5 separate regions of the Homo sapiens genome follow, and regions 1, 3, 4 and 5 are each linked to region 2. The links are chromatin loops, found by intact Hi-C in ENCODE. Cell type or tissue: B cell. All regions are shown on one strand.

The links. Hi-C counts contacts between places; a loop is a spot of excess contacts. Peaks named below come from ENCODE experiments on the same cell type or tissue, not always from the same donor. Only the 100,000 strongest peaks of a DNase experiment are listed, where the experiment ranks them.
Region 1: a loop joins it to region 2, with 11 times the contacts of the local background. A loop is called at or near these places in 6 of 110 quality-filtered maps.
Region 3: it touches region 2 in a loop (21-fold over the local background); 22 of 110 quality-filtered maps call a loop at or near these places.
Region 4: a loop joins it to region 2, with 11 times the contacts of the local background. A loop is called at or near these places in 17 of 110 quality-filtered maps.
Region 5: a loop joins it to region 2, with 5 times the contacts of the local background. A loop is called at or near these places in 9 of 110 quality-filtered maps.

Annotation. Positions count from the first base shown.
Region 1 is chr2:143,282,032-143,287,031 of GRCh38, reverse strand. All of the region lies in intron 6 of ARHGAP15 (Rho GTPase activating protein 15), which reads right to left. Among named protein-coding and RNA genes, the nearest start is that of ARHGAP15, 160 kb to the right of the region's middle. In B cell, CTCF peaks have their summits at 2,552, 2,753 (motif pointing right) and 4,175 (motif pointing right); DNase peaks (open chromatin) are centred at 2,761 and 4,141.
Region 2 is chr2:143,032,369-143,037,368 of GRCh38, reverse strand. KYNU (kynureninase) reads right to left here. Exons shown (of 14, transcript NM_003937.3): 12 at 4,048-4,133. Among named protein-coding and RNA genes, the nearest start is that of ARHGAP15, 95 kb to the left of the region's middle. In B cell, CTCF peaks have their summits at 2,624 and 2,829 (motif pointing left); a DNase peak (open chromatin) is centred at 2,868; H3K27ac peaks cover 834 bases.
Region 3 is chr2:143,220,320-143,225,319 of GRCh38, reverse strand. All of the region lies in intron 4 of ARHGAP15 (Rho GTPase activating protein 15), which reads right to left. Among named protein-coding and RNA genes, the nearest start is that of ARHGAP15, 93 kb to the right of the region's middle. In B cell, CTCF peaks have their summits at 2,502 and 2,703 (motif pointing right); a DNase peak (open chromatin) is centred at 2,719; H3K27ac peaks cover 1,494 bases.
Region 4 is chr2:143,108,717-143,113,716 of GRCh38, reverse strand. No RefSeq gene overlaps it. Among named protein-coding and RNA genes, the nearest start is that of ARHGAP15, 18 kb to the left of the region's middle. In B cell, CTCF peaks have their summits at 2,473 and 2,672 (motif pointing left); a DNase peak (open chromatin) is centred at 2,676.
Region 5 is chr2:143,160,116-143,165,115 of GRCh38, reverse strand. All of the region lies in intron 2 of ARHGAP15 (Rho GTPase activating protein 15), which reads right to left. It overlaps LOC107985949 (a long non-coding RNA gene), which reads right to left. Exons shown (of 2, transcript XR_001739723.2): 1 at 1-5,000. Among named protein-coding and RNA genes, the nearest start is that of ARHGAP15, 33 kb to the right of the region's middle. In B cell, a CTCF peak has its summit at 2,678 (motif pointing left); a DNase peak (open chromatin) is centred at 2,675; H3K27ac peaks cover 2,494 bases.

The sequences.
Region 1 (5,000 bases), 250 kb before region 2:
AATTATGTATTTACAGTCCAGATGGGCTCTACCCACCTGGCTATATATAGCCATGTGCCACATAACAATGTTTTGGCCAACAACAGTCCATATACTAAGGGTGATCCCATAAGATCAATGCCGTAACATGCCGTATAAGTTCGTGGTTTAGAAACAATAGGTTCCATCATATCACCTAGGTATGTGGTAGACTATACCATCTATGTTTGTGTAATTCCACTCTATGATGTTCACACAATGAAGAAATTGCCTAATTATGCATTCCTTAGAATGTAATCCTATTGGCACATGACTGTATTTTAAAAAAATAACAAATTTATGATTTCCTGCCGATGCATTTCCATTTTACTAAATCCTTTGATTCCTGTATAGTTACTGAGATTCTCTTTTTCTCTATTTTCTTCTTAGAACCATGGCAATTTTTCTGAAGAAAATAAAAGGAAGCAGTGCATTTAATTGTATAGGAATTCATTACATGTATACATATGGGTGAGCACACTCACATGCAGATGCACACAAACATGAATATGATTTCATATTCGAGTTATGCTATGCTTAGACAAAGCTGGGATTTCAAGAGAGTCAAATTACAAAGAAAAACTAAAAAACTTAGAATTGTTCCATTTACCTTGTTCTCATGTATTTTATGTGTGTAAAATGGATAGAGGAAAAACGGATCTGATCAGAAACCAGCATAGCACACTGTGGTCTGTTAGAAATAACACTCTGGCTGGCATTCAGAGAACCAGAGCTTCAAGCTTCAGTCCTACCATTTATTTCTGGTTGTGTGATGATGAAGTTGGTCATTCACCTCCAGGAGACTCTTCTCATCATTAAAAGTACAATAACACCACTTTTCACAAAAGGCCATAGTGCAGGTTAAATGTTGTATTGCATTTGAAAGCACTTTGTAAACTCAAATACAGACAGAAAATGTAAATGAAAAAGATTAAATCACAACAGAGTTTGTTCAAAAAAGTTATGGGATATTTGGAGTAGACATTTTCTTCTTTCATAATTTTGTGCATCATGAATTTTCATTTCAAATTTCAGAGAATTTTTAAGTTTTTGCTAAAGTCAACATTTAAAAATATTGTACGGATGTAAAATTATTTTATCTACACTTAAATGGTATATAATGGTTTGATGTTTCAGTTTTCATGTATAACTTAAGCCTTGTTCAAACACACTAAAGACAGAGTTTTATTAGGACTGGCAAGAATGATACCAATATATATTCATGGACTGATTCCATCTGTATGGAATATGTAGATCTCACTCTAAATATAGTTTTTCAGTGTTCTGAAATGCTTGTGCTAAAATCTGAAGTACAATAAACTGATACTATATTAACATGAAATTTAGTTTCTCAATTTAAAGAAATATGTATCCTCTTTTCACAAAATATTAGCTGTTTTCTAATTCAGAAATGAATGCGTGCAGATCAATGGCAACTCAGAAGAAATTCAAAAGCCTTTATGCTATAGTAGTTCATAGAATGCATTTTTCATCTTTATGCTAAGATATTTCTAATCAGACAGTTTGGCCACCTGACCGAGGTAAAGATATTGGAAAATAAAATAATATTTCTAAAGCAAACAAAGTACAAGTTTCATATTATTTACTGTCAATTGCCTGATTTATATTTCACATAGATTTTGTAATGATAGTTTGAGTGTTTATATATCTTAATGTTTTAGTATATTTATATTTTGCATTTCCTTTATGTTTATAAAAATACCCTTGCCAGTATATTGAAAAAAAATATTGAATTAGTTAAGTTTCCATAGTTTCTTAATTTTCTCAATTAGTATTGGGTTTACAAGTAAAAATCCCAAGTGTGAAGGCAGTTAATCTAATTTTTATTTTTATTTTTTAAGTAACCATTGGATAAATTTATATGTGCTTAATTTCATCTGCATATGTCTTTTTGAAATCTTAAGCGATCTTGTCACAAAGATTGCTTTATGTCATCAATATATGTCTTTGACTGGTGTATGTCTTTGGCTCAATTTCCACAAGTCTAACATTAGAAGTCTGTAATATTTATTTCCAAAGGCTTATATGTTATGTAAAACCCAAATGTACATTGTCTTTCAAAAAAACAGAACAAAGTAAGAATTTGAGACATGGGAACCATATTGTATATTCATTGAAATCTACCACTCTTAGGCTGAAAATTTACTTTTCATGCCTCAGAGCACCTTTAAGGAAAGAAGAATAACCTGAGGCTTATTTTAAAAGAGACAGGATTACTTTTTGTAGTTTCTGGATGTTTGATTTTTGCTTCACTGATTTACAATGTGTGATGTTTAATTTCAGGTTTGTGGGTTTAGCTCAATGTTGGTTATCTCACTGATGAAATTAGTTTAGCCTATTTTTCAGAACACTATGTAAGTGTCCTAAAGTCTTGTGACGCACTGGAACGGCTCCATTCTTTTGGGTTATCTGTGTTAGCTCTAGCATCATTATCATAACCAAGAGGAGCTGCCAGTTACTTTTTATTTATTTATATATTTTCCAATTGTCTTTTAGCTCAGCTGATTTCGTAGTGGTCACAAATTGGCAGCTCTTGGAATAAACATACTCATATATAAACTTCATATTGCTTCCAGAGTGCTGCATTTTGTTTAACAGTGACAACGTTTAAACATATTGATAAATTTCACTATAAAATTGACATTTACATTTTCCTTTGCAAAATTGCATCTGGCAAAAGTAGGCCTGCCTTTCTAAATGGTGACCATTAGGTGGCGCTGAGTAAAACAGGGCCAAGGCCCCAAGTCCATACAGCTGAGCCTGGCTCACTGCACTTCTGTATGTTAACTCCAGTTTTTTGTACGTCTTTGCATTGCCATTCTTGTGCCTTGGCCCAAAGTTTCAAGTATGGATAATATTTATTTCCAAATAAATATTCGGAAACAGGTTTCTATTCTTGAAAACAAAAACGAAATCAGGAGTGGGAGGCGATCGAGGGGTGGAGAATTCAGCTTGTTTATTTTGAAAAGGGGGCAAATCATCAAAGTAGAAATGTCCAGTGAAGAGTTGAAAATAAATGACTGGTGCTTAGATGAGGGGAAAGGATTGGCGATAGAATTTTGGAAATCATTCAAGTAAAGGCATAGCTGAAGCCATGAAAATGGATGAGTTATCTGAAGGAGGAATTAGATATCAAGAAGAATGAAAGCCCAATAGGTGAACATGGGAAAATATTCACAGTTACAATTCAGGCAGACAAGACAGACCTGGATAGAAAGACAAAGTTTGAAGAGAAAGAGTGATGAAATCTACTGAAACATTGGCTCACACTTATTGACGTTTTTTAATGTGGGGGAAAAAAGAAAGGTATGCATCAAATTAATGTTGAAGAAGTAAAGCCTTAATATTATTACAGGTGGAAGTAAAATGTCTTAGTGCCTTGGCATGACAGCAGTGCAAAGCCCATCTGGGCTCTTTGCCTAAGTCCTGATTTGCAACAAAGGCTGACAGCATCAGACACAATAGGCAGAACACCAAAAATATTTTTGGGTATGTGAACATACACAACAGGATAATACAAGAGTAGAGTCATGCATGTTGCTATTTTGTAAAATTAATTTAAATATCCAAAACTAAATTTTTGTCTTACTTCAAATTTTTGAGCACAGACAGATCATCTCTACTTTAAAGATATCACCTATATTTTTAAAAGATGAGGAGAGAGTTCCTTACTTGTCCCTTAAATTTTTTACTTTCTCATGTTGGCAGTTTCAAACTAGATAGTGTGTACATTGAGGAAAGCGGTGAGAAGGGAACAGTGTGACATTATTGATCTCTTGCCTTGTGAAGTTTCACGGGTCCTGGCAAAAATTTACAAGTTTGCTGCAGGGCAAAATTTGATCATTTTGGACAGGGATTGAATATTTTGCCTTGAAAAATGTTAGCAAAAAAACTCCTGGGGAAAAATCACAAATTGTCAAATCATTTGGGCATAGAAAGTCATCAACTTTATGTGGTGAGTGGCAATTTATACTCTATGCTTAGCTTTCACGGAAAACAATGACAAATTTAGAATCAATACTCCGAAATGATCTACTCCCAACAAGGATTGTTTTCACTGATTGTATTGAAGGGCTGGCTACAGCGTAACGCCAAGGGAGACCAACAGGAGGCAGCACTTAATGATTTGTAAAGTAGAGGAGGAAGCCTAACCAGAAAAGGGCTAACCTTCTAAATAGCATGCCAGTGTGAGAAGAGTACAAGTTGTGAAAACAGATCTGGGTCCAAATTTTGGCTCTGTAATTTATCAGCTGTGTGAAATCCGGCAAGTTATTTAACCTCTCTGAATCCCAGTTTTCTCACGTTTAAGATGGAGCAATTAATATTTACCTGATATGGTTTGGCTGTGTCCCCACCCAAATCTCATTTTGAATTGTAGCTCCCACAATTCCCACATGTTGTTGGTGGGGAAACAGTGAGAGGTAATTGAATCATGGGGGCAGGTCTTTCTTGTGCTGTTCTGCGCATGTCTCATGAGACCTGATGGTTTTATAAAGAGGAGTTCCCTGACACAAGTTCTCCCTCTTTGCCTGCCACCACCCATGTAAGATGTGACTTGCTCCTCTTTGCTTTCTGCCATGATTGTGAGGCCTCCCCAGCCGTGTGGAACTGTAAGTCTATTAAACCTCTTTTTCCTTATAAACTACCCAGTCTTGGGTATGTCTTTATCAGCAGTATGCAAACAAACTAATACACCAATAATGATGTTATACAATGAGAGATGGATGCATGCCTTATTTTTGGTGCTTCTGTAATTATAACATTATTAAAATTATTATTAAAGTAATAGAGAAACTTCCATACGAGGGCAGATTAAAGTCTATAGACTTTTAGGGGGAAATAAAACTTTACATATATCATAAACAATATGATTCTGATATTTACAAATTTATTTACAAGTATAGGAGGATTAGAAACACAATTTTAAAGTGATAACTCCAAGAAGTTACTAAAACTGAAAA
Region 2 (5,000 bases):
ATATGAACCCTCAAAATATAATATACGTATTGTTTAAATTTAAGTATTTTGGAAAGTGAGGAGACTTCCAAAATAATCTTGTCCAAACATCTTACTTTAAAAAATAAGGCAAATACATCCAAAGGGAGTTGTTGCTTGTGTAAGGTCACACTTCGTGTCCATTGAGGGAGAGAGTACTTGCCACCAGGTTCCTGGCCTCAGGCTTCATCCCTTGATCCACAATATTTTAAGAACTATTGTATAAATGATTCAGATAAAAAAATATAAACAAAAGGACAGTTTGAAACTGATTACAATGTGCTATTTTTTATATCAATCAACCATATACACATGTATTTATTAAAAAAAGCCATATTAATATCTTTTTAAAAAGTCATTGCATTAAAAATCTAAGGTCTTATTTATATGTGATTGATTCTTAAGTATAGAATCTCTCCTCCAGTTCGTATTTGACTGTGTTGAATATTTCTTAAAAGTAGAGACAACAAAGAGGCAGTTTGATTCATGCATTTACTTCTTTCGTTTATTGAAACTTCAACCACCTATCTCCTAAAATGGAATAAACTGGTTTAAAAAGATAAGGTGGCTGAGTGCAGTGGTTCACGTCTGTCATCCCAACTGCTTAGGAGTATAAAAAGTAAAGTAGAGGTTCCTCTTCAAAGACTTTCCTTCCCGTCTAATTAGGAATAAATAGTAACTTCTCTTAGAAGCAAAATTTATTCAAAGACCTGTGCTAACATTCTTAAATATCTGCTAGCTGTAATAAATAAATCAATATACTTTATGTTTTTAGCTCCCACAATTTAGCCTAAATATTTGCCCTGGCATGCTTATACTGGTCCAAGCAGCATTAGGTCACAGCCTGTTCCTCTTCCTTATTTAAAAGTGTTTTTACCTTTCTTAGCATTCCACAAGTTACTTCCTCCTTCCTTTGTTACCCTCTACCTTTACGTCTTTTAAAAAGTTCTAAGTTACTAGCCAATCGGGACAAATACAGAATGGGAGGTCCCATTCCAGCCATTGGAACTGGACACAGCAGTAGGGTGGACACGTCAGGTTATAAATGACCCTGTCTCCTTTGTTCGGTGTACTCTCATGGCAAAACTGCTGGCGAGTGTATCCTCTCTGCAGGAAGTAAAAATGGCCTTACTAAATAAATTAAATTTGCGTTCAAGTGCTATTTCTTTATAGCACTGAAAAACAAACATTTCAAACAGGAGACTGAGGCAGGAGAATCGCTTGAGGCCAGGAGTTCCAGATTAACGTGGACAACATAGCCAGACCTCATCTCTAAAAAAATTTAAAAATAAGCTGAGCACAGTGGCATGCCCTGTAGTCTTAGCTACTCAGGAGGACCACTTGCAGCCAGTAGTTCAAGATCAGCCTGGGCAACATGGCAAAATCCTGTCTCTATAAAAAAATACAAAAATTAGTCGGGCATGGTGGTGCACTCTTGTAGTCCCAGCTGCTGTGGAGGCTGAGGTGGGAAGATCAACTGAGTCCAGGAGGCAGAGGTTGCAGTGAGCTGAGATCCCATCACTGCACTCTAGGAGTGACAGAAGGGGACCCTGTCTCAAAAATAAAGAAATAAAATAAATAAATAATAATAATCAGCCAAGTGTGGTGGTGCAGTCCTGCAGTCCCAGTTACCTGGAAGGTGGGGGCAGGAGGATCACTTGAACCCCAGGAGTTTGAGGCCATGCTAAGCCATGATCGTACTATTGCATTCCAGTCTGAACAACAGAGCAAGACCTCATCTCTAAATATAAATAAATAAAACTTAAAGGAAGGTAAGTATTAATAGAAGCATAGTTAATTCACTGATGTTTACTCACATGAGAAACCCATAAATGTCTAGAAAATAAGACATTTTAACAGAGAAAGGGAAGCAATTCAATGCATTAGTTTGTAATTCAAAAATTTTGCAATTTACAGTAGGAAAGAATTTTGAAAAAACACTTTTACCAACATAAGGCTTGATTAACTAAAGATAATTTTGGTTAGAACATAGTCTCAGCAGTGAAATGAGCAGAAAGAGGCTCAAGGGAAATATGTAAGTGATTAGAAGATCCAGAGAAATGCATATCATTCTTCTTGTGGCTTTTAGGGTTTTAAGTTTAGATATTGACTGGGTAACATAGTAAGACTTTATCTGTACAAAAAACTACAAAAATTAGCCTGGTGTAGCGGTGCACACCTGTAGTCCCAGCTACTCAGGAGGCTGAGGTTTAAGTTTAGATATTAAAAAGAAAAAATAAATCAGTTCTCAGATTATAACTGAAAATAAAAACTTTGTCTAGGTGACTCTAATACAGTGTGGTAGGAAAACAGTGGCTGGAAGAATAGGAATGTGCTTCCTTTCCCACAAGAGAAGGGTGAATACTACTAGAAAAGCCAGTCCACTGCAGAAAGTATGCCAAAGTGAAGGCGTCTAAAAGGAAATTTCCAGGTACGTCTGAGAAGTTATTTGCAAAGATATGGGCACCAGAGGAAATTACTTTAGGTACAAGCTCTTCCTAAGGTATGTCCTGGTGCTTCTGATATTGTCACACATCTCGCTGATACAAACTTGCAAGGAATGCAGAAACTTTATTTTGTTTTAAAATGTTTAAACAAAATATTTATCTGAATGGATACTATAAAAACAACTCAAATATCATTATCTGATTTACTAAGCAGATTTTTACTCAAAAAACTGTCAAAAATATATATCACTGGCTGAAAAATCTCGTTACTGTGTCTATTTTCCAAGTTAAAGAAAAATTCTGCCATGAAGTGAAAACAACACAAGCTCCATCTAGTGGTTAAACTGAGTAGGTGCGCTTTAAATTGAGACAGAATGAAATGAGGTGATGATCACTATCCAGTGGTGAAATTTAATAAAAACAGAGGAACTTGATGCTGCCATCCAGTGGCCAGAATGAGAAACTGCTGTAAGTGTTCACAGAATTATGCAATTTTAGATTAGAAGGAATTTTGAATCTTCATCCTGTCACTCATTTGATGCTGAAATCCTCTATAAGTTTTTGCCAAAATATCATAAACTACATGATTTTAGAAGGAGACATGAAAAAATTTCAAATCCTTGTTTGAATAGTTCTATGTAAAACTTCTATTAGAAATATATATGCACATTTACTTAAAATATATTTTACTTAAATATAGGTATACAAAATATACAATTACTTTATATATTTACATTATTTATGTAAATATTTATACATTTACATTATATATGAATTTTATACTATATAACCTATATATTTTTACTTGGCCACATTTAGTCTAACACTAAATAATAGTATCTAAGGAATCACAATTTCATTTTCTTGTTATGTATATTTATCATTTCAGGGTGAGACTAAATTTACCTAAATAAAAATATAAATTAATTTAAAGGAAAATATTGAGTCAGTGATAGTGGAGACTATAAATGGACATAATGGCATAGAAGTCCCAATTTAAAAAAATCATAAAACCACCCTACCTTATGAGACAACCTTATTTAATCTTTGGTTTACTCTGATTATTCTTTTTTCCTTCAAGTAAGTCTTTCCTAGCTTTGTCACATGGTACTTGGTCAGTTCATTCACCTACAATGAACTAGAAAAAGTACAGTCCCTAGTAATCACATCAGGCACACAATATTTTCTCAATAAATTTATGTTGAATGAGCGAATTTATGAAGAACTAAATATTGCATGCTTATTTGGTATAAAGAGAGGCCAAGAGAAGGTTAAATAACTTATTCATGTTTAAACAGATTCTAAGTGGAGTAAAAAACGTATCTCCCCAAAAGAGTTCCATTTAATATTTACTATGTGCCAACAATGTGCCAAGCATTGTGCTGGGGGCTGGTGACATGAATGAAGGGAGACCCTCACCACATCATCACTGTCCTAAAGGGGAATGCTGCCTTCTGTCCCTTGTTCATGCACAGTGCACATGTATCATCTTGCTGTGTAGCAGAGAAAGTACTATGAATTGTCACAAACAGATCAAGAAAAAACGCAAAGATGTGGGAAGGTTGAAACACACATCACTTACCTCTAAACTAGCATGCAAGGAACAGACCAACAAAATGGGAGGATTTGAAATTCGGAATCCACAGACCCCAGGGATTAACTGCAGTTCTGAGAAATTAATATCATGTCATTATCATAGAAGGTAACTTTAAAAGTGTCCATAAAGATACTAGAGTACTGGAGAGTAAAAGAGCAAGACTTAAACTTTTCTTCCTAAGTAGGATTTCTGAGATATTTAAGATAAGCTCCATGGAACTAAAATATCGACGTTATTTCCCGTTTACCAGCAGTTCCCACCTCCCTTGTCCCCAACTTCTTAGCAGAACACCAGAAATCTTAGACCCAAGGTAAAAATGACCTCTTCTGGAAGTTTTTCTGGATCTCATTCTCTGCCTTCCTATTCCCAAGCCAGGATTCCTTATTCTGCTCAACATTTGCTATTCTATTATGAAACCATGTCAATGAGAGAGAGCATCAGCTTTTAGTGGCATGTAATTGTAATGTCTCCCAAAGGCAGAAATATGAATGAAATGACCTATGAAGCTGACTTTTAGCTCTAGGATTGTTAGGTCAAGTGGTTTCTCTTACAGAACACACACAGACACACACACACACACACACACACACACACAATAGAGGGAGCTTTAAAAAAAAGATCTGCCTAAGTATATAAAAAAGGTAAATTAATAACAGATGCTCTACTAATTAGAATTAAGCAGATTGAACTGTAGCAAGTTAAATTCAATAGGGTTAAGATAGCTAGTCAGAGATAAGTTAACACTATGACTGACTAAAAGAATGTTAAAACTTGATGACTTTTTTATAGTTATCAAATCCAGGATTAAGCAAACTATGGTGATATGGTTTGGCTCTGAGTCCCCACCCAAATCTCATCTTGAATTGTAATCCCCATATGTCGAGGGTGGGACCTGATGGGAGGTGAATGGATCATGGGGGCAGTTTCCTGCATGCCGT
Region 3 (5,000 bases), 190 kb before region 2:
GCTGTTTTTTTTTAAATCCAAATTTTTTTAATTTACTTTTTAGGGCCTCAATACATATTTTTTTGAATAACTGAAAGACATGAGTTTACACCTATCTGCCAGTGAAAAACAGAATTGGGTACAGAATTTGCAAAGCCCAGTGCGGAATAAAAATGCACCATTCCGTGTCCAAAAATTATGAAGTATTTTAAGACAGTAACAATCTAGCATTAAATCAAGGGCAGAGTCCTTCTGAGCATGGGGCCCTGGACGCACACCGGTGAAGCCAGCCCTAACTACATTATGACTTTACAACAATGGCCAAAGAATAATTTCTTTTTTATATACTGTTCAACTCCCACTTATGAGTGAGAACATGCGGTGTTTGGTTTTCTGTCCTTGGGTTAGGTTGCTGAGAATGATGGTATCCAGCTTCATCCATGTCCCTGCAAAGGACATGAACTCATCCTTTTTTTATGGCTGCCATGTCTGACCCATTGTGTTGCCCATAGTTCTTAGCATATCAGGGGAATAGCTTTCTCACCCAATTACTTTAACATAGTGACTCTCTCGTAAGGCATTGTCAGCTCTGGAGTGTGCAAAGGATCACTTGGCAAGGTTTTACCTTGACTTAAGGATTTGATATTTTCTATACGCAACCAAATCACTATATATGACCCTTATTCAATATATTAGGTGACATTTCAGGAAGTGGGCAACTCATACAAGCTTAAAAGCCTTAGCCAGGATAGGTGTGTCCAGCAGTTTCTGAGGAAACTTTGCAAATAGACTATTTTCTAGGATAAACACAGTTTTTGCACTAGGAAGTCCCTCTATGCCCCAAGCTCCCACAAAGAAATAGAAACCACCTCTCTCCTCTTAAGAGCATTTCCAGTACTGGGCATACTGTTTGACATTTAGTAGGTGATTATTAAAGATTTTTTGAGTAAAAGAGTATATGGCCTTTCAAATTTCAGAAAAAATCGAGATTTTTTCTGCTTTATGTTTGCTGTTCGTCATTAACAAGGACTGAAAAATTTCTTTTCCTTTCTCTGTTCCTTAGTTTCCTAGTAGTTATTAAGGTATTCTTAGCATTATTTTTTCTTAACTATCGAACACTTCTGATATAGGATATTTTTTCCTAATTTATGCTTCTAGTGTCCAATACCTGAGCTTTCTCCAGAGGGCTTCCCACGCTGAGCTTGCACTGGCTTCTGCTCTGTTCCAGGTATGCCACCTGGCATTTTATATGCACTATGTGATTTAATTACTAAGCTGGTCACATGTCTCCATTAAACATTTACCACGTGCCAAACACAATTCTAAGGGCTGAAAAGAGATGGAAAATAAGACATTCCTCAAAAACTGTACTTCTAACTACAAGAAGATGGACAATAAACATGGAAACCAAGTCTTCTGAATGAGCCTAGGATACTCCCATATTACAGAAGAGAAAACTGAAGCCCAGTAAGGTTGCATCCTAACCAAGGGAAAACAAGCCATAGAGATGGGATTCAGGCCCCTGCTCACTCCAGTGTCTCCATGGTCTCTCAGCAGGTGGCATGCAGCTCTCTCTGTAGTCACTCTGAGCATGCCAGTTGAGAGCCTCATGAGAGGAGCTAAGAGGGGGAGATAAGGAACACTTGTCAGGGAAGTACTAGAATCTCTTTCTCTTTGGAGCAAAGCCATGTCTTAGCCTGACCTGGGCCATCCTGCAATGCTGAACTGCGAGCCCTTTATCCCTGTCTTCCACCCCTATCATGATGGTCAGCAGGCAAATTCACCCACTGACCAATCAGTGCCTCCACATTTCATCATAACTTTGAGAGAATAGTTTTCTATTTTTTCCACAGAGAGACAAAAATTAAGGTGTTGGATAGACTAAAGGGGTAACTAAGACACACAGTTCAGGAAATATCTAACTTTAGTAAGACAGTCCAAAGTGCCAAGAGTAAGGGAGACAGCCATCAGTTTCCACAGGAATTTACAGGTAACAATCAGGTAAGGGTTTGATCCTAGTGATTCCATGCAGGAGACAAATCCTAGGGCAAGAAATGCCAAGTGTTGGGCCAGGTGCGGTGGCTCACACCTATAATCCCAGCACTTTGGGAGGCTGAGGCAGGTTGATCACTTGAGGTCAGGAGTTTGAGACCAACTTGGTCAACATGGCGAAACCCAGTATACTAAAAACAGAAAATTAGATGGGCATGGTGGTGGGTGTCTGTAATCCCAGCTACTTGGGAGGCTGAGGCAGGAGAATCAATTGAACTAGAGAGGCAGAGGCTGCAGTGAGCCAAGTTCGCGCCACTGCACTCCAGCCTGGGTGACAGAGCGAGACTCAGTCTCAAAACAGAACAAAACAAAAAAAGAAATGCAGGTATTTATCTTATCTTTTGACATACAAAACAAATTACATCTAAGGGGAAAAGGGGTGCTAACTACAATTGGGAAGTAGGGAGAACTAAATTTCTATGAGGGCATTTATGTACCATTTATGCAATTGGTGGGACATTTTATCCAAGTGAAACACTTCATAAAACTTCCCTAAAGCAAATCCTGAATTGTGAAGTTGGAAAAATGCAAAAAAAACTAGCAGACAAATAGAAGTACAAAAACAAAATCAAAGCCCAAACAACAACAACAACAACAAAACACCCCCAAAACAAAAACAAAAACAAAAACTCAACAAAGCCATCAGCTTGGCATTCTACAAAATGGACACCGGATGGCAGCACATAATAACAGCAACTTTGATTGTAACAGCTTATCTGGAAAATGCTTGATGAAAAATGGCTCTTAAAATATTCATTACCGTTATAAGAATCTGTTAGCTTAAACTCCGGGTTTAACACATTCATTTGCTCTAAACACCAAAAGCTTTATATCCTACGCTTACCTTTCTTTTGCCTTCTTTAGGTAATGACAGAGTGGCAAACCAAAAAGTCAGAAGAAAATATATGTGAGGTTCCTTGACAAATTTCAGGTTCTCTTATTTGGTCCATCTGCCTTTGTTACCTAACTTGGTCATGCTGGATTTGACTTGATTCCACACCAGTGATGGGAGTGAAAGTAATTTATTCTAATGTCCCTGATTGATTTACCGCAAAATCACTCAGACACTGTTAAACGTACAGACTCATTCTCAAACTGGTTGGTCTAGGAACTTACTTCTTCTGTCTCATATTCTAAGCATCTTGTAATTTATGACTGCTAAAAGGTGGGTCAAAAAGACACTGAGGTGTAAAAATACCCATCTCTGTCAGTATTGCAAGAAAATGAAGAAAGATTCAGCCTGGAAGAATTTATTGCGATACTGAGCAGAAACTACTAAAGAAAAAATATGATGACGTTAGGCGCACACCTTAGTCTCACATTCCAAAGAAAGTCCATTCTGAATAACAACTGTTAAAACAAACAAACAAAAACCCAACCGAAGGCCTAGTAGCTATGGGCCCTAGGATGAAAGCAGGCACTAGTAGACGTAACCACTGCACAATCTTTTTTCTGCATTTCTTTTCGTAGCCATCTTCTGGCCATATTTTCACCCCCAAGTATATCTTTCTATGTCCATCTAAGGAGAGAAGAATGTGACTCTATATTGTGGTAAGATACGCAGAGCCACACAGGAGCTGATGACGGGAAGACCTAGATGCCGAGGGAGAAGAAAGTTTGTGGTGCTGAGACTTCATAAACATACTGTCAGGTGTATTTTGTAAATGTAAGCATTGAAAATAACTTTTTACTAAGGTGTCATAGAGTTTCAGAGAAGCCAGGGTTACTTACAGGTTTGGGGACGGAATTCCCCAAATGAAGAAATTCCTATGGTTCATCAGATAAGCTAAGGCATAGTTTCAGTGTTCACAATTAAAAATTAAAGTGAATGCTGAATGTATTCTGTTTTCAAGCCTGTCAGTGTATTGTTGGGGAAATGTGTATAACCTCATTTCAAAATAAGGCTAAAGGTATGGCCTCTTATGAATGTCAAATATAGCCAATAATTTATCTTTCCTTTTACCATCTCCTGCTTATATTCAGAGATAAGTTAAATTTTCTTTGAGAGAAAGAGAAAATACATTAAAGAGACAAATAAAGACACATAAAAAAGAAGAGAAAGAAGGAAAATAAGAAGACAATACAAGGTATGATGATCTATTATGGATTTATAAGTAGAAAACTTGATAGAAATTAATAAAATAATACTTATTAAGTGACAATTGAAGTACCTGGTACTGTTGATGGCATGAAATAAGAGGACCATTTTTGCTCACTAGTCTCAAATAGCTTAAAGCAAGAGAGATAAAGCAAACGTGTTTCAAGCAGAGGTCAGGGCTAAATTCTGTGATACTAACTATATATAAAATAAGATTTGGGAGAAATAAGAGGTTAATACTGTTGACTGAGTTTCTCCATTTATACAATAGGAAGCAATAATAGAGTCTATATTGTAGTATCATTTAAGTATTACTGATAAAGAATTCAGCCAAGTGCTTGACAGAGTAAGCATCTATTAATATTGCTTATTAATTCATTAAAATTTATAAAAGATACAAAGGTCCTTGATAAATGAAATGAAGGCTATCAAATTTTATATAAGAAGCATAAATTATAGTATGTTATATTATTTATTAGTTACTAAACTATCAATGGGATAAAAACTACATAATTTTTCAAGGTTATGACTAAACTGACCATTTTTGTTGCTAGTGATAAAAGCATATACACTCCTTGGGTAAGCAATATGGCAGTGCATACTAAGATTCATTTAAAATGGTCGTGTGATTTGATCAAGTAATGCAGGCTTAGCATTTGTCTTTAGAAAATATAAAAGAAGGCTGGGTGCTATTGCTCACGCCTGTAATCCCAATACGTTGTGAGGCCAAGGTGAGTGGATCTCTTGAGCCCAGGGGTTCCAAACCATTCTGAGCAACATGGCGAGACCCAGGTCTCTACTAAAAATACAAAATAATAGCTGGGCCTGGTGGTGTGTACCTGTGGTCCCAGCTACTCATTTATCCCCGCAT
Region 4 (5,000 bases), 76 kb before region 2:
AAAGGAGATTCCTAGCTCATTTTCCTTAGCAAGAGCTTTAAAGTGTAAAAAACTCATCAAACATCTTTTCCTCTGAGACAATGTCATCTGAGTTCAAAGGATGTACACAGCTTTGCAAAACTGCTGTCTTGTTTCAATGATAAGGCCTTGGCTTTCATTTTATGTTTGATTCCAAGAAAATCAAATCTGTTTTTATGTACACTATGACTATAACTAAATCAGAAAATTAGAAGAAATAATCTATTTCTGTAGACAGCTGGGGGCAGGGGGAAAGTTTCCAGTTTAAAAAAAAATCTGATAATGATTCTTCAGCTGAGTTACATTTTTACTCTCTAAAATATGCTTGATTATGTAAACTGAAAACATGTATTTATCCTTCCATACAATAAAAAAAAATCTATTGTGGCTCTTGGGAAACAATACTATCTTCTTACTATGCTTAACTCATTGTAAAACCTTTATTGGCTCACTGGAAGATTGAGGGCAATGTTTCTATCTCAAAAATAAAAGAAAAGAAAGAAAAAGAAAAAAAAATGTAAGTTATAGTCAAAAATAGAGCTATTTAAGCGTATGGTATTTTTTGAACTTCAGTCCTAATTATTACTGATTAATTATATCGACATAATTATTTTACAGTAGTCATGTTTGTTTATTCTACAAATATATCTTGAGCATTTACAACATATTAGGCATTCTCTCCTTTGTGTGTTGCTCTGTCCCCACTCTATCTCTTCTTTCAGTTATTAAATATGCCAAGCTCTTCCCTCCTGGAGGACATTGCTCTAGCTGTCTACTTTGCTACGGAGACTCTGCACCCCATCCTCATGCCCAGCTCCCACATTTTCCATAGCTAGTTTCTGCAAATTTCAGCTTGAAATTCTGACTGACTGTTCAACTTATTTATATAATGTCACATCTTGTTCCACATTTTCTATCTTGTCTCTCTGTTTCTTTTTCATGGTACTAAATTTTTTATTTATTTTTCTATTTATTCATTTCATTTCCTCTTCAAGAATGTGCATCCCCATTAGATCAAGTAGGTTTTTTGTATTGTCTACAATATGTATCTCCAGTATCTTCTTTAGTGCCTGGCATGTAGTAAATGCCTAATAAATAATAACTGAATTAACTGCATTTTTGGAATGCTCAAATTAGCATTACTTATAAACTGAGTTAGAAACATTACAGCTGTAAAAAGCTTTGCAAAATCTTAGCTCAATTCATTTCAATAAACACTTATGGGTATCTAGTTTTAGCGCACTTATATGTTTAAGACAATCATATAAAGATGATTGATATTTATTCTCTGTATTAGTTAGGATTGTATTCAGTTACTTACAAAAGAAAATGCAATATATCAGTGGCTTAGACACATAGGGTTTATTTTTCTTACATAATGAATCTAAAACTAGTTCGTTGCTGGCACTGATTCAGTGCCTTAGAATAGCAAGGGTCCAGGTGTTTGTGACTCTTTATCTTTGCCCTCATGATGCCAAGACAGCTGCCTTAGCTCCTGCCTTCATGTCTGAGTTCCTTGGGGGCATAAAAGGCAAATGAGCAAAACAACACTCTCTTAGTTGTTTCACTTAATAATTTTACTTTTATGTTACAGACCACTATAGGCCAGGAAAACAAAGTTCATAAATGTGGTCTTTTAAAAGCTGGGCACACTGACAGCCAAAAAGAAAATTGGGATTCCATAACATAGAAGAGCAAAATGGTTAATGGATAAGCCACTGTTTCTGGACTCCAAAATGAAAGCTTAGGTAAATTTTATATTATTAAGTTGTATTAATTTTAGGTGACCAGTATGATTTTTTTTTCTTTACAGATCACAAAATCTAGGACGATACAAAATCTAGTGAGATACTCTACCTTCAACTATAAACAAGTAAAACCTACATTATTAATGAAAAAATAGCTCTGTATGTCTAGAGTTTACATAAAAGTGTATATATAAGCATATATATATATAAGCATATATATATATATATATATATATGGATGCATGTGTATACAAAAGCACACATCAATGAGTTAAAAGAAGGTGAAATCCTGTGGTTAAGCCAAGGTCCAGTTTAAAATCATGTCATTCCTAAGTGCTCATTCTTTATTCTTAAATCAAAGTAGAGCCATCAAAAATTCGTCATACTATCTGTGTTAACAAATACCATTTTGGTGGATGGATTGTGGCTACTTTTATTATTTCACTTAATTTAGGGAGACACTTCTTGAAATATTGGCTGATACAAAGCAATGTCACAGAGTAAGAAAATGTTGCCAATACTGATAGCATTATCAATGCTGAGCCCTTCTCCAGTTTGTAGAATTAATCATAGGCATCATTCACAATTAGTAGACATTTGGCTGTCCAAACAAACTTGCTGTCTCTTCCACATCTTATTATGCAAACTTTCCTATTTGGTTTTACTGATCGGTGTCTCCATCTCCTCTCTCTCTTGTTTTATTTATTTGTATAGTACAATCCCTCTAAAAGAAGATAAATGAGACCCAAATAATAAAAAAGAATCATGCAAAACCTAAGACTGTATTATTGCAAGGTTAATGAATGAAATCACAAGGGCTATCCTGTCATCTAGCCAGCTGGAAGTTCTGGGAGATCCATCCACCCAAAGAATCCAAATTGGCGTCAGTTTCATCTGTGGTTTGGCGCCATCTTGTGGCACTTGTTTACATTAGCTTAATTAGAGATGGGGACCATGCTGCCTTTCGTGGCCACCTGGTACTTCCTGTAGGGAGGTTGTAAATTCAGAAATCTCACAGTTACATGGCTCTATAGTTAGTTGGAGACTCGGTTACTTCGATCAGCCATATATGAAGAGATTTGGGCAGAAAAAAATACTGGAAATGTAGAACACACTGTCTCCTGAGTCATGCTTCCTGTGGTTGAGTTAGCCCACTTCATGACAAAAGATTGAATAGTAGAGAACTAATGCCATTCTTTTTATATCTGAGTTTCACTTATTGCAATATTTACTATATTTAAAATGCATTTACCATTTTCTTGTGTACAGCTTACTTGAGATTATGTTTCAGATAATTTACTTCTTTCATTTAGCCCCAAAGGCAATGAACAGATCCAACAGATAAGGGTGATATACAAAATATTTAAGTACTGGTAAGGCATAGGCAATGACTGATCATTAAGAGACATTGCCCATAAACAACAACTATAGCCTTGTACCCATCCGGCTTGGTGCCAGTCCCACCAGCAGGCTATGCTGCAGATTTAGACTGGCAAAACAATAGAAGGCCAGCAGCTTGCTCTACAAGCTCCCTTCTTATATTACAATGCTCCTTGAGTTAAGGAGACTCTGATATGAATGGTCCCAGGACATTAGCAAATAAAGTCATGATGAAAAGTTGACATTGAGAGACTTCAAATTTTATAAAGAGTTACAGAAAACTAAATAATATCTGGATTTTCTTTCCTTTTCCATTTCTGTACCTAATTTAATTAACTAGTGTTGTGAGATTTGTGCCATCTCTCTTTTTTTTCCAATGGTATTATAAACTAAGAAGGCTTTTTGCTGACCCACTTGACAACAGAATTGCCACTTTGCACCTTCCAGGTTTCCAACTATCGCACTACAAATTGGATCTTTAAAATGCGAATTTGGTGACCTCACTGATTTCAGAAGTAGGGGACCATTTCAGCCCTACTGAAGAATTAGTACTATTGGCCATTCACATGTTTATATGAATGACCTTAGGTTGCTTTTTCTCTAACATAAAACTGACACAAGTGGAGCCCCTGCCTTGAGATGAGACCTACATATTTTAGGCCTTGCTCTGGTTTCTCTTTCAGTCATTCTCCTTCCTATAGGGTAAGGAGTCCTCAGGGCCAGGGACATGTGCCTAGCTGAAATCCATGTCTCTGTACCCCTAAACACCTAAAGGTACTGAAGATTTGGAAATTTCCTGCCCAAAGAGCCTTGAGCCTGTTCTCAGATCTTAGTAAAATTCTTTCCTTTACTGCAAGGCTCTGTGTACCACTAGGTCTCAGGTTTGACTATGCGAGAGCTGTTTCGGAGGGGAAGGGGTGGACATACATGTCAGTGAATCCCTTGAGCTGTGGGATGGAGCCCAAGGTGGGAAATAAACCAGGACTCAAACTGAGAACCAGGGGCAAGGGGCTCTGTTCTCCTGCACCCGCATTTCAGGGTGGACTCTAAAAAGCATAAGAATTTTAACTTTGAATCTAGTTTTCCAGGTCATTATAAGGGAATGTATGTCATGGTGGGAAGAGAGAACCATGTTTTATTTAATAGTTTATTAATAATTTGTTTTACAACTTTTAATTATTTGGTAATATGATATATGGGTCTCTATTTTTACTCCTGCTCTGGGCTCTGCAACCGTTCAAAGTGGATTTAGGAGGTGAGTGGGGAAAAGAAGCATTATTTTCCTAGGTCTGTAATACCAGATATCATCTCGTTCATTTGGACACAGAAGGGCAATCGAACTTTGATATATTTTCATACAGTTTTTCATCTTCCTCCATGCTTGTCTATAGACCACATCAAATGCTGCCAACTACTACTTCTAAGTTCCTGATCTTTTTTTAAAGAAAAAAGCTCAAGAGAGAGAAGTTGGCAAATGGAAATTAGAATCAAAGTAAATTAAGACATATAATCTGAAATTAATCAATCAACGTGATGAATCTTGACCAAATTAAATTCAAATGTAAAATCTACCAAACAAAGCTCTCCTCAATTCAAGCAAGAATCTAAAACTTGACGAAGGACAGGATGGAAAGGAAATAACATAAAACATAAATATATCTTCTGAAAATAACTAATAGTCAAGGTTATATGCATATGGTTTTGTTATGCTATGTTAAAAAAGAATTTTTTCTTAAGTTATAGACTCATCTTGAAGATTCAAAAACCTTGGTGGTTTCTTAAATAGTTTGTTAAGCATGTAGAAGTTGACGGGGTGCATAGATTGAGTACTCAGATAATCTCATGTCTCCTCTA
Region 5 (5,000 bases), 130 kb before region 2:
AGAAAAAAAGTTTATTGAAATCACCTCGTAAGGGATACATAAAAAAGAATAATGATTAATCATTTGGCTTCCTTGATTTAGGAAGTAAAAGCATGATTTATTTCCGTTTGATTTTCAGGGTTTCTGACATCTAAAACATTTTGATACTTACACATTTATACTTAATTTTGTTTTATAATTTCCAAAAATTTCACTAAAATAGTGATATATAAAATAATTTGGACATAAACTGATAACACGTCTGTGTCAGCCCATGTAATTTTTGTTATCAATGGTTTTTGCACATGGAAAACTGCACCAGATATAACAGTGACTATAGTGCTTACTGGAAGCAACATGCTGCTTTTTCTCCAGAAAAAAAAAAGCATGCAATGTAGTAATAATAATGATGACATGAAATCTAATAATAATAATGAGGAGGAAATTCAAGAGGAAGAGGAGAAAAAAATCAAGTAACTGAATTTCCCCTGGGTTTTTTCATTTTTCCCCAAACATTCTGTCCTTTTTCTCTGGGTATGTGATTTATCTTTAACTTCAGCACATCCATAAATCTGCTTGACATATGACAACTATATGTCCTATTGCAAATCAAATTCCATATCTCTTCCCCCAATAAACCTATTGTCAGTGCATTGGAAGTGAATAGGAATCATAAAAATCCATCACCTCAAAGGAGAAGCATATGAGATTTCATATAGAGAAGATGGCATCATTTCCGTGAGATTGCCACATTGCTGTACATTTGCTAATTAGTTGTAACATGCATTAATGTAAAAAAAATGTATTTGCCTTACATGTTATTGTTTGGAGATGGTTCTGCTTATCAGTTTTTAATATGCTCTTTGAAAACTGACACGTACTTTACCCACATCTCTTTAGGAACATGGGGATTCAAAGGCTGGATAAAATACTTTAATGCTTCCTAACACAAACCTGAGAGGATAATTAAACAGATGGTAACAATAAACCGAATCTGAACACATCAGGGACTGAAGTCCCTTATTAAAAGCCTTGCACACTGAAGGCAGTGGAAAGAAAAAGAATGAAACAAAAAATAAAACTCTGGGGAAGTGTATTAGCAGACAACACCTTTATGTCTGCCTTGACCTCCGAAGCAGAGGCTAATCAACCGTTTAGGGATGGGTTTCCTTCCACCTAGGAGAGGCCATGCAAGAGGTCTCCTGCACTCTCTGAGGAGCAGAAAGGCAAAGTAATTGTGTGATTCTCAAGGAATGCATCTGTTCCTCAGGCTTGCCTTCGAAGGTGTCATTTTTAGACACACAAATTTTATAGCTATAAACACACCGCCGCCCCCACTTATATCGCCTCCTCCAAATAGCAAATCTTTCTAAGTCAGAGGACTTGTGCTTTTCTTCTGCCAAAGGGCAAAAACTAGGTACTATAGATTTCTGTGATGACACAGATATTCTGAATATTTTCTGCCACATTCTTGGCAATAGAATGATCTCTTATTTATTCTGTCCTTGAAACATATTGGAAGTCTACTTGTTTCTCTGATCTTATTGTCAGCTTGTCCTGAGTTATATTTACAGAAGAAGAACCTTGAGGCAATCTTGATATTTCAGCTTGTAAATATATATGTTATTATTTTCTCCTGGAACATAAAAATAGGTCCAAATATAAATTATATACAAATACATCTCTCCATATATTTCTATATATCTGTATATAGATATGTATATATTCTATATATCTATATAAATAAAGAAATGTGTGTGTATATATACATATACTACCTGTACACATACATAGAATCTACTGTATACAAGGAAGAGTCTAGTTATTATGGAGGCCTGCAAAAATGTTATTGTGCCATCACACAAGCAAAGATGCTACCGTGCCATTACATAAGGCACTTACAACCTGGGGGATAATTGAGTCAGTGTTTGCTGTTCTGTTTCTCAACCTGCTTCAGTTCTCTGCTTCACTTGCCAAGATTTTAAAGTGCCATTTATCAGAAACATTCAGCATCAGTACAGCAATGATTTAGCTTAACTAAGTGCTAGCAAGCAAAGGATAATATTTGACATACTGTGTTTTAGGTTAATCAAGGTTATAATGATGATCTATTAAAATACATTTTTGAAAATTGAGGCAGATATTAAAATGGGAAGACATACAGGCATAAATAAATGTAAATTAAATGGTAAACACCATTTTCTAGCTTGCCTTTTACCTGTTCGTGAGTGCACACTGCCATTAAACACTCTCCAGTTTTAATTTTTGGGTGTTAACATCTGGTAAATATGTAAAGAATATTCCCATCTGCTGATACAATTGTATGTAAAGTGACACATATCACCTTGGGAGTTTGCCATAAATTAAACCTCTCTTAATAATATTGACTATGGTTCCAAAGTTATTTTAAGAGTGAAGAGTATTATAAGAATTAAATAAGAGATGCTGCAAAAATTTAGTGGAAAAGCATAGTTGCTGGCACACAGCGTATTAGGTAACCTTTTTTAATTAGAAGGTACACTTTTAGATTACTGATTATGAACATCAGGGGACCTGAGATTTTGATTCATCAGTAATTCTCCTTTATGTCTAAACTAAGATGTAAAAATGAGACCTCTGGCTCTAACTCCGTATTTCAGAGTCTTTCCATGCTGTTGCAGAAGCTGTGTTACCTGTAATCTCTAGTACTGCTCTGCCCCCTTGTGCTGCTGCAGTGAACTCGACAGAGGAACAGTGTGCCTTCGTCTCTGTACATGAACTACAGAAAAACCCCACTGTCACTTCTCACTTTTCTGGTAAGTTCAAGGTCAGTGTCTAGCTATTTTCAGCTCATCTCTTCTTGATCCATGCAGAGAAATGACAAGGTAACGTGATTCGGGGTCAGCTGTATTACAGGAACCGTTACATAAACGGAGAAAGTGAAAATCAATCCTAGCTGACAGTGACTTCGGGATAATCAGCGCTCACTGGATGCCTCTGTCAGTTCGCCTGCATCAAACACCGTGTGACTTCTGTCAGATCTTTTTAATAAAACTATATTCTCACTTTCAGCAACCTAAATACATGTTCCACTGGAACTGAATTTTTTAGACTATTTTAGCCCTCTAGATTTGTAAACTATCCCAATATTTCCTTGAAACATCTCATGAATGATATCTGTCATTCCATGGTTTGTTATTGACCTGAGATGAAAGGTGTTACTGTGAAACATGCCATCCTTTGGGTGATCTAGGTGAGCCCTCCTACAGACGGCCGCATCTTCTGCCTTGAACTCAGCACCACAATCTCAACACCATTTCCCAAATCATCCTCAGCTCTCACTCTTCTCTCCTACTCGGTAACAGAACACTTAATCAATCATTTCTTATTGGGAGAACAGCTTCTTGCTCCGTTCTAGTTGTTCATTGTTGCTTTCCTCTCTACCTTTGTATTTTCCACTAGTTCATTTCCCCCTCATATAGAATTGGAAGCAGTATTTGACAAGATGTTCCATGTTAGAGGCATTCTCGCTGACAGCACCTGATCTGTCAGTCTTGAGAAGGAGCTATTTTATCCCACCAACCTTGTGGTCCCTTGAAATTGTGAGGCACGCAGTACTCAGCTGAAGTACAATTTACCATAATATTAGTTGTCAGCAAATTCAAAGACGGAACTCCTAAAGCTATAAAATGGATTAGAAGCAATTTAAAAAAAAATTAACAAACTAGAGTAAGAGTATACTGTCAACAAACAAATGCTCCATCATAGGACTGTAATTTGGAATTTTAATTACCCCTCTGCTCTGTAACAAAACAATGTCTGAACTGGCAGCGATTTGAATCTCTCACAGGTCATTGAGCATTCTAGCTAATTACTCTATGAATAGCCTGTTTTTCTCCCCTCTGGAAACACGTTTCTAATGGCAGTCAAGGTCTGACAAATGTGTCATCTACATAATTAGCTAGGAAGCAACACAAAACATTAAACATGCTTTGTGCCGACAACTATCAAAACATTTCATTTGTTGTCAATTATTCATTACTTTGTAGGTTCTGAAGGGGTTGTTATTATGGAAATAAGTCCAGATGCTAACAAGGTTAGAGTTTTGGATTCAAATTAGTAATCAGAGGACTAACTTTTAAAAAAATGTATCTCATGTACATTCAGCACCATGTTCTATCAGTAGGAGATTATAAACAAATTTAGCTATGCTCAGGTTAAGATGGAAACGGTGCAGCCACATATGTGGTTGTGAGAGCCCTAGCTCTTTCTTTGAAGTATGGACTCTTCACTGTCGTCATAAACTTTCTGAACCTTTTGGCAAGTCCAATTTGTGCTTGGTAAATAGAGTTAAAGATTTTCACAGCATGAGATGGCAAAGGGTGGCATGGACAAGGAAAGAAATCTCCAGTGGTTTTTGAATCTTCTTCTCCCAGGGGCATATTGTGTAAAAGTCAAAATTCTAGCTAACAAACTTTTTCATCTGTTCTACAGCATGTCTGCAAAATACCTTAGGAAACCTTCGAATTTCATGCTTATTTGTTTGTTGCTGTTTTTAAAATCTTGTTTCTTTTATTATTTTAATATTGTATAGAAAGCACTGTCTTGAAAGCAGCACTCCTAATGTATATAGAAAATATTAAAAAATCTCAACAAAATTGCCCTCCCAGTGGTAAAGAAAATTGCAGTGGAAGACACATTATTGTGTAGTCATATCAGAGGCCTGGATCTTTGGAGAGTCTCACTCCACTGTCCTCCAGCTTTTCCTTATAAACCAAAATGGCTTACAAATGTCATCCACAATAGTCCAATAAAGATTAGGAACAAAACACTGTCCTTACATTGATGAGATAAGAGAGATTTAACTGAAGAATGCAGTGTATAAGAACAGTTCATAAGGCTTGTTCTTGAATCAGAAAAATAGAATTTAAATTATATTTGTGTGTGTCTAGAATTTAATTGAGATGATCAGTTTATTTTCTACATAATGTTTGGTCAGATGCCTGTACTACAGAGCTAGATAAAAGGAAAAGAAAGAAAAC